2 separate regions of the Homo sapiens genome follow, and region 2 is linked to region 1. The links are chromatin loops, found by intact Hi-C in ENCODE. Cell type or tissue: mammary epithelial cell. All regions are shown on one strand. Each heading gives the region's core, and the rest is flanking DNA. Links, peaks and the distances in the headings are about the cores only.

Evidence for each region. Hi-C counts contacts between places; a loop is a spot of excess contacts. Peaks named below come from ENCODE experiments on the same cell type or tissue, not always from the same donor. Only the 100,000 strongest peaks of a DNase experiment are listed, where the experiment ranks them.
Region 2: it touches region 1 in a loop (2.8-fold over the local background); 1 of 110 quality-filtered maps calls a loop at or near these places.

What each region holds. Positions count from the first base shown.
Region 1 is chr1:242,423,649-242,428,051 of GRCh38, forward strand. All of the region lies in intron 1 of PLD5 (phospholipase D family member 5), which reads right to left. Among named protein-coding and RNA genes, the nearest start is that of PLD5, 99 kb to the right of the region's middle. In mammary epithelial cell, for the core only: a CTCF peak has its summit at 1,775 (motif pointing right); a DNase peak (open chromatin) is centred at 2,843.
Region 2 is chr1:242,198,233-242,202,635 of GRCh38, forward strand. All of the region lies in intron 5 of PLD5 (phospholipase D family member 5), which reads right to left. Among named protein-coding and RNA genes, the nearest start is that of MAP1LC3C, 200 kb to the left of the region's middle. In mammary epithelial cell, for the core only: no CTCF peak of the experiment used is centred there; DNase peaks (open chromatin) are centred at 389 and 2,059; H3K27ac peaks cover 1,906 bases.

The sequences.
Region 1 (4,403 bases), core at 111-4,110:
GAGAATAAACAAACCCATCAGCCATCTCACCAGAAGATGCTATCAATAGCACCCTGTATGGGAATCCCCTTATCAGAATTGACATTCCCATTATTTCTGGGAATGCTAGGCTCCACGAGAAGGTCATGGTCATATTCACTGCTCCCCCTCCACTGCCTATCAGAATGCCCAGCACATAACAAGGGTTCAATGAATATGGGTTAAATGAAGCCAGAAAAAGGCACTCTAACACACAGGGGCAATGGTTTATTTTCATACTGCCATCATTGTCTGATACAATCTTACTCATGCAAGTATAGTTTACCTATTCCTTCCTCAGATGAAACTGATGCCAACAAACTCCTCACAACGTTTCTTCATATGTAAAAAGCAGAGAAGAAATAATCAATAATAACAGTGATAACACTGCTGAGCACCCGTGGCTGGACTCTGCTCAGTGTTTGCATTATTGCTGCTCATGAGAGTGAAGATAAGTGTTTGTAATCCCTTCTCTACAGCTAATGCCTTCCCTTACTCCCTCTTATTGTCCATTTATTTTACAATCCCTCTCAATCTGGCTCCTGCCCCACCCCACTATGCTCTACTGATAATGTTACTATGTCTCTTCTAAACACTAAATCTAATGGCTCTGATTAGCCATCAGTTTGCCTGAGGTCCCATAACACAGTTCTCCTCTCACATTTTTTTCTGACTAAACTGAGCTGATGCAATGACTTCTAAAACCTGACTGATATTCAGATGATCCAAGTCCTTTATCTGCCCTTATTACACAGGAAATTTCAAAATACGCCCAGATTTTTTCTCTGGCCACCTGAAATTTCATATGTGTAAAACTGAGTTTATAATCCCACCTTCTCCTTTTCCCAAACTTATTCCAAATTTCCTTGCTCCCTCATAGAAAAAAAAAAAATCAGCGTGATTTTGTCACCCTAATACTTCAAATCCACTGAGATATCAAGTTTTATCCATATCACCTGAGAAGTATCTCCCAAATTGGGTTTCCTCTCTGGGGTCCACTGTCATGGCCTTCGTTTAGAAACTAATTGCTCACTGCTTTTCGAAAGCTGGAGAATAAGCTTGTTGCTTCAGGATGTTTGTACAGCAGCTCACAGACAGCTCCTTTCTATTCCCACTTCCAGGAATAAAAACCTCAAAGAGCAAAATGTTTCCCAGTATTTTAAAAATACAATCATGTGTTGCTGACCGGGCGTGGTGGCTCACACCTGTAATCCCAGCACTTTGGGAGGTCAAGACGGGTAGATCACCTGAGGTCAGGAGTTCAAGACCAGCCTGGCCAAGATGGTGAAACCTCGTCTGTACTAAAAATACAACAATTAGCTGGGTGTGGTTGTGCACGCCTGCAATCCTAGCTACTAGGGAGGCTGAGGTAGGAGAATCACTTGAACCCAGGAGGCAGAGGTTGCAGTGAGCTGAGATGGTGCCATTGCACTCCAGCCTGGGAGGCAGAGCAAGACTCTGTCTCCAAAAAAAATACAATCATGTGTTGTTGCTTAATGATGGAGATACGTTCTGTGAAATGTGTCACTAGGTGATTTTGTCCTTACATGAACATCGTGGAGTGCACTTGCGCAAACCTAGATGGCACAGCCTACTACACTCCCAGGATATATGGTAGAGCCTATTGCTCTTCAGCCACAAACCTGTGTAGCATGTAACTGTCCTGAATACCGTAGGGAATTATAACACAATGGTAAGGATTTGTGTATCTAAACAAAGAAATAGTACAGTTAAAAATACAGCATAAACAATTAAAATGGTATACCTGTAGAGGGCGCATACAATAAATGGAGCTTGCAGGACCGGAAGTTGCTCTGGGTGAGTCAGTGAGTGAGAGTGAGTGAATGTGAAGGCCTAGGATATTACTGTATACTACTATAGACTTTATAAATACTATATGCTTAGGCTACACTACATTTGTGTTTAAACATTTTTCTTTCTTCAATAATAAATTAACCTTAGCTTACTGTAACTTTTTTTTTTTTTTTTTTTTTGAGACAGAGTCTCGCTCTGTCACCCAGGCTGGAGTGCAGTGGCGCAATCTCAGCTCACTCTAAGTTCCACCTCCCGGGTTCACACCATTCTCCTGCCTCAGCCTCCTGAGTAGCTGGGACTACAGGTGCCCGCCACCACACCTGACTAATTTTTTTGTATTTTTAGTAGAGATGGGGTTTCATCCTGTTGGACAGGATGGTCTCGATCTCCTGACCTTGTGATCGGCCCACATTGGCCTCCCAAAGTGCTGGGATTACAGGCATGAGCCACTGCACCCGGCCAGCTTACTGTAACTTTTTTAGTCTATAAACTTTCTAATTTTTTAACTTTGACTCTTGTATTAACACTTAGCTTAAAATACAAACACATTGTACTGTTGTACAAAAATATTTTCCTTCTTTGTATCCTATTCTTTTTTCTATATTTTAAATTTTTAACATTTTAAACGTTTTTGTTAAAAACTGAGACACAAACATTGGCCTAGGCCCACACGGGGTCAGGATCATCAATGTCACTGTCTTCCACCTCCACATCTTATCCCACTGGAAGGTAGTCAGGAGCAATAACACGCACAGAGCTGTCAACTGATATAACAATGACTTCTTCTGAAATACCTCCTGGAGGACCTGCCTGAGACCGTTTCCAGTTAAAAAAAAAAAAAAAAAAAAAAGTTAACAAACAGGAGTACACCCGAACATAGCAATAAAAAGTATACAGTAAATACATAAAGCAGCAACATCACCATTTCCTGTCATTATCAAGTATTATGCCCTGCATGTCAGGGCATGGGCCATGCTTTTGTAAGACTGGTAGTACAGTAGGTGATACACCTGTATCACCACAAACACATGAGTAATGCATTGCACCACCACATTACAACTATAATATCACTAGGCGATTAGAGTTTTTCAGCCCACTACGATCTTACGGGACTGATATCATACATGTGCTCTGTCACTGACCCAAACATTGTTATGTGGGGTATGACTGTAAGTATATATGTGAGGCAAATCTCCTCAGCTTAAAACAGGAAATGCAATATAAGCAATAATTAAGAAGTACATTTTTATAGCTTACACAAATCTATTCTTAGATCATTGGGGCAGAGACTAATTGTTGACCAAATCTATTTCTTTTTCTTGGGAACATTGTTAGGCTGCATTTCCCAGCCTTCTGGGTAGTTATATGCCAGAGTTCCAGCCAATGGCATGTGAGCAGAAGTGATGTGCGCCACCACCAGGCCTAGCCAGTAAGAACTTTTCCATGCCCAACCCACCATGCTTTTTACCCATCCACAGATTGGCTTGCTGAAGGTAGTAAGCACCTTGGAAGCAACACATTGAAGGACACAAAGCCAAAGATGGAAGGAGCCTAAGTTCCTGAATCACCACTTAGAGAAAAGCCACTTTCCAATCAAGAAAACTCATCTCAAACTTTATCTGAGCAAGAAATAAACGTCTATTTTATAAACTCACTGATATTTTGAGTTTTATATGTCACAACAGCTAGAATTACCTTGATCAACACATAATTAGGAATTAGAATTGTTATTATCAGTATATTATGTCATTCATTTGGGGGATCAAAAGTCTCAAGGATACTGTAGAAAGTTTCTAGAGTAACTCCAGAAGATATCAACAGTAATATTTTACTAATAACAAAATTATTAATATAACCAAATAATATTGTCACCTTGGTGCATTTCTTTATATTTTCATCAGGAGTTGCATCATGTCTTCCAACCTATCTACATTATTGTGTGTCAGATATATTAACAAGCATCAAGTCTTGTAAAGGTTTGTTCTACCATGATTCAATTTAATATCATGTTAAATCTAGGAACAGTGAAAAGCACAATGGTGGCAGATGGGAACGTGAAAAGCTTTCTAGTTCATCTTAATACTTTTGAATCAGCAGGTCTTAAACTCTTGGAAATTTTACAAAGCAGAAACTCCGCCATCCCATATGGAAAGCTAATTGCTTTCCTTTTTAACGTATTTATTCTTAGACCAGTCTGTGCATCATCTGGAGCAGACTGATGATTAGCTGACAAAATTGTTTTATCTTGCCTACTGGCACCAACAGACAGCAGAGAGCCTTTGAAAGATGACTTTAACTGCCACTGCACACCAGAAACGGATGTGTGCTTGCAAAGACAGCTGTCTTTTTCCCCATTCTTTTCCCCCATTTTAATAGTCAGATATGATTAACAGAATTTCTTCAATGTTCTTGATAAATAGTGTTTCTCTGGTCTACATAGCAAAAATATGAGCTGTAGAGATGGTAGGACCAGGGAGGTTAAAAAAATTGTAACCAGACTGAAACAGAGCTGATTCCCTTATGAGCTTAAGAGCTAAAATGGTGGAAGTTTCACCCTAGAGAATTTCCAG
Region 2 (4,403 bases), core at 323-4,322, 230 kb before region 1:
TTGACTTCTGAGAATAACATCAGGATCATTTTATAAGAAGGCAGAGTCTAGTCTTTAAATTTGGAAGTAAAAATAAGCAATTTACATCAGTAGTGTGTGTTAAATGGCACGAAATGCTTTTGCAGCTTTCAAAGTCCTGAAACTCTTGCAGAACCAGAGACAACGTGACTTCTGCGGTAGAAGCAACTCCCCAGTGACCAGTCCTTCCAACTGAAATTGTTTTTTTTTATTTGCTATAAAAACTGCTGATCAGAGTAAAAACTTTAGCTCTTTGGGTTTGTGTATTAAATTAGAACAAAACAAAAAATATTCTGCTTTCTAATTAGAGAGAGAGGGACTCTCCCCAGACCTGTGCTAACAAGACTGCCACTAGTCACAGGTCACTACTGAGTCCTTGAAATGTTGGCATGTCTAAACTGAGATGTGCTGTGGGTGTCAAGTTACCACTGGATTCTGAAAAGTCCTTAGCAAAAAAAAAAAAAAAAAAAAAAAGTAAAATATCTCATTATTATTATTATTTTGAGATGGAGTTTCACTCGTTGCCCAGGCTGGAGTGCAGTGGCGCAGTCTCAGCTCACCGCAACCTCCACCTCCCGGGTTCAAGCGATTCTCCTGCCACAGCCTCCTGAGTAGCTGGGATTACAGGCATGTGCCACCACGCCCAGCTAATTTTGTATTTTTAGTACAGACGGGGTTTCTCCATGTTGGTCAGGCTGGTCTCGGACTCCCGATCTCAGGTGATCTGCCCGCCTCAGCTTCCCAAAGTGTTGGGATTATAGGCATGAGCCACTGTGCCCTGCCTCATTATTGTTTTGTATTGATGATATGTTAAAATGGTATTCAGGATATACTAAATTACAGAAAATATTGTGAAAATTAATTTTCCCTGTTTCTTTTTGCAATTTTATGTGGCGGTTGGAAAATTTTAGATTATATATGTGGCTCACATTCATGGCCTGGGCATATTCCTATCAGACAGCACTGCTTTATTTTTTTAAATGTTATTATTTTTAAAATTTGTATATATTTATGGGGTTTTTGAGACAGAATCTTGCTCTGTCACCTAGGCTGGAGTGCAGTGGCGCAATCTTGGCTCACTGCAATCTCTGCCTCCCAGGTTCAAGTGATTCTTCTGCCTCAGCCTCTTGAGTAGCTGGGATTACAGGCGCCCGCCACCACGCCCAGCTAATTTTTGTATTTTTAGAAGAGATGGTGTTTCACAATGTTGGCCAGGCTGTTCTTGAACTCCTGGCCTCAAGTGATCTGCCTGCCTCGGCCTCCCAAAGGTCTGGGATTACAGGGGTGAGCCATGGTGCCCAGCCAGTACAAGTACAATTTTGCTACACTGATTTATTGCACTGTGGTGAAATCACGGCCTTCAGTGTATCCACTGAAGGAACATGCAATGTACCCACCAAACAACTACCCACTATCCACCTCCCACCCCTCGAAGTCCCCACTGTCCATCATTCCACACTCCGCCTCCATGTGTACACATTATTTGCCTCCCACTTATGAGTGAGAACATGCGGTGTTTGTCTATCTGTGTCTGAGTTGTTTCACTTAAGATAATGGCTTCTGGCTCCATCCATGTTGCTGCAAAAGACATGATTTCATTCTTTTTTTTCACAGATGAATAGTATTTCATCACGTATAAATACACCACATTTTCTTTATCCAGTCCTTCACTGATGGACACTTAAGCAGATTCCATATTCTGGCTATTATGAATACTGCTTGAGTGCTGCCTTAGAGATGCAAATTGCCCAGAGCTAAGAGTTTACTGCTCTGCAGAGGAAACCTTTAGGCCGTTTTGATGAACCATTCTCTAAAATGTTTAAGCACATTTCTTTTGTCCTGAATTGGAAGCAGTGAGTAAATGGACTTTTCCTTTTTCCTAAAGGGAAAGCCATAGTCATGCTGAAGGCCGGGGGCCTCTGGAGCTTGCTGCGAGGCACGAGGGGCTGGCTTATACTTGTTGGTACAGGAATACCTGAATTCCAAAATGCCTGCGTTGATTTCAATGGTCAGTGTGTTTATTCCTGCCTTGTGGACAGCTCTCACTTGTCTGGGCATGTTTTTCTCTCTGACTTGTGACTTCTTATCAGCCATGAGCTTGGAAATTAATTCAACCTGTGGTGAGTCTAAGACTAAAAAGATCTTCAATAAGGCCCTAGGAGTCTGCTCCGATGAGTAAAAGGCAGTAGCTTTGAGACGTCTTGGATGTGCTAGGTCTTTCTGCATACTTTTTGGTTCTTGGTTGAATTCCAGTTAAAGAAGGCTCTCAGCTATGGAAGCTCTAGATTTCTGGGGTACTGCTGTATATGTGGGATGTTACTATACATCTGTATCACTGATTCAGCCAATTATTAAGTACGAGAAACAGTGTGGCACAGGCAAAAAAAAAAAATGTGTTGCATAAACCCGAAGTTTGAGTACAAGTCCTAACTGTGGTGTTAACTGATGGAATAATTCCAGGACATTCTTCAATTAGCCTCTTGGAGACAGTCTCCTGATCTGTGAAATGAGGCTTCTGAAGCCTGTCCTGCATCTCACGCAGGGGTGCAAGTGAAGATTAAATGAATCAGGCTTCATGGAAAATTTCTAAAAAATACAAAGCTCTTACTAAAAATTATGAGTTTATTAACATGTTATGCGTGTGTTTGGTTATCTTAATCTTGCTTTATTATGAAATATGATTTCTCCCACAGGCTTCTGAGGATGAATTCAGAGCCACCAGTTCTAGAACAAATGTATCTAACACCTCAGGCAATTCAGAAGTGGATGAGTATTTTCAGGCAGTTCTTGCAGTCCAAATGTGGTACATTTAACTTTGACTAAACAACATAGAAATAATTTAGCAGTTGGTGGGTGGGGGTTAAGAAGGCCATGTTAAAACGGGGCAAGCAATGGGGCTAAATTTCCATATACAGTTTGCGGAGGGAATTAAAGCTCCAGAAGAGGTTTTTAAAAATATGACAGAATTGGTGTTGGTGAATTCAACAATAAAGGACTGAAGTGACAGCTAATTACAATAATAGATGCTTGAGCTGCAACACTTGACATATGCAGAATGATTTATGGGCATAAAAGTAATATTCCTGCAAGTCATTGTAAGACATACATTCCAATTTTTTCCAATTAAAAATATGAAAGCCAAGAAGTAACAAAAACAGGGCAATAAAATCAGCTAAGTGAATCTTTGTTAATATAGTTGTTAAAATAAATGCATTTCCTAGGTCTGATGGAGACTCAGAGGGATCCAGTGAAACATTTTATTTATTTGTGTATCATTTATTTATTTATTTAGATGGGGTCTCACTCTGTCACCCAGGCTAGAGTGCCATGGTGCCATCAAAACCCACTGCGGCCTTAAACTTCCGGGTTCAAGTGATCCTCTTACCTCAGCCTCCTGAATAGCAGTGAAACATTTTTAATAATAAAAATTTAATAATTTTTAATAATTTTAATAACAAAATCTGTATATGTATGCAACAAGTTTTGCCAATTAGAATTTTACCTCAATATTATTTTGAAAACTTCCATGGTTTAAAGTGGTATTTTGTTACATTATTTTCATAAGTAGTAAATTCTCCACCATTTTGAAGACAATGTCAGAAATGGTACCAAATTGATGGAGGCCAGATTTTGTGGGAGCTCACTGGTCTATCACTATGCCCAACATAAAAAGTGTGTGTGTGGCCAGGCGCAGTGGCTCACGCCTGTAATCCCAGCACTTTGGGAGGCCAAGGCAGGTGGATCATTTGATGTCAGGAGTTCAAGACCAGCCTGGCCAACATGGTGAAACCCCATCTCTACTAAAAATACAAAAATTAGCCAGGCATGTAGCACACACCTGTAATCCCAGGTACTCAGGAGGCTGAGGCAGGAGAATCACTCGAACCCAGCAGGTGGAGGTTCAGTGAGCTGAGATGGTGCCATTGCACTCCAGCCTGGGTGACAGAGTAAGACTCTGTATCCAAAAAACAAAAACAAAAACAAAACAAACAAACAAACAAAAAATATGGTGTGTGGCCAGGTCCTTGGGTGTGTGGTCCCTAAGTGGGGAAGTAGAGGGGTCCTCATTCCTCCCTGACATGTGCTGAGGGTTACTAATAATAATAATCATGGTGATGATGATGTTAGCTCACATTTATTGAGCTTACAATGTGTAAGCTTTGATGAAGAAACCACAGCTACTTTAACTCTTGCCATCTTTCCTGCCCTCAAACATACAGCCTTGTCATGCCAGACCACTTTCAGCCCTAAAACTGTTCCTCCACTGAATCCCTGGGAAGGGACCATCCAGCCCATGCCTGTGACAGGGAGCTAACTCGAGAGAGGCTGGATGGCTGTCCATCACTGGACAGCTTTAGGGTCAGAAAATTCTTGCTTACACTGAT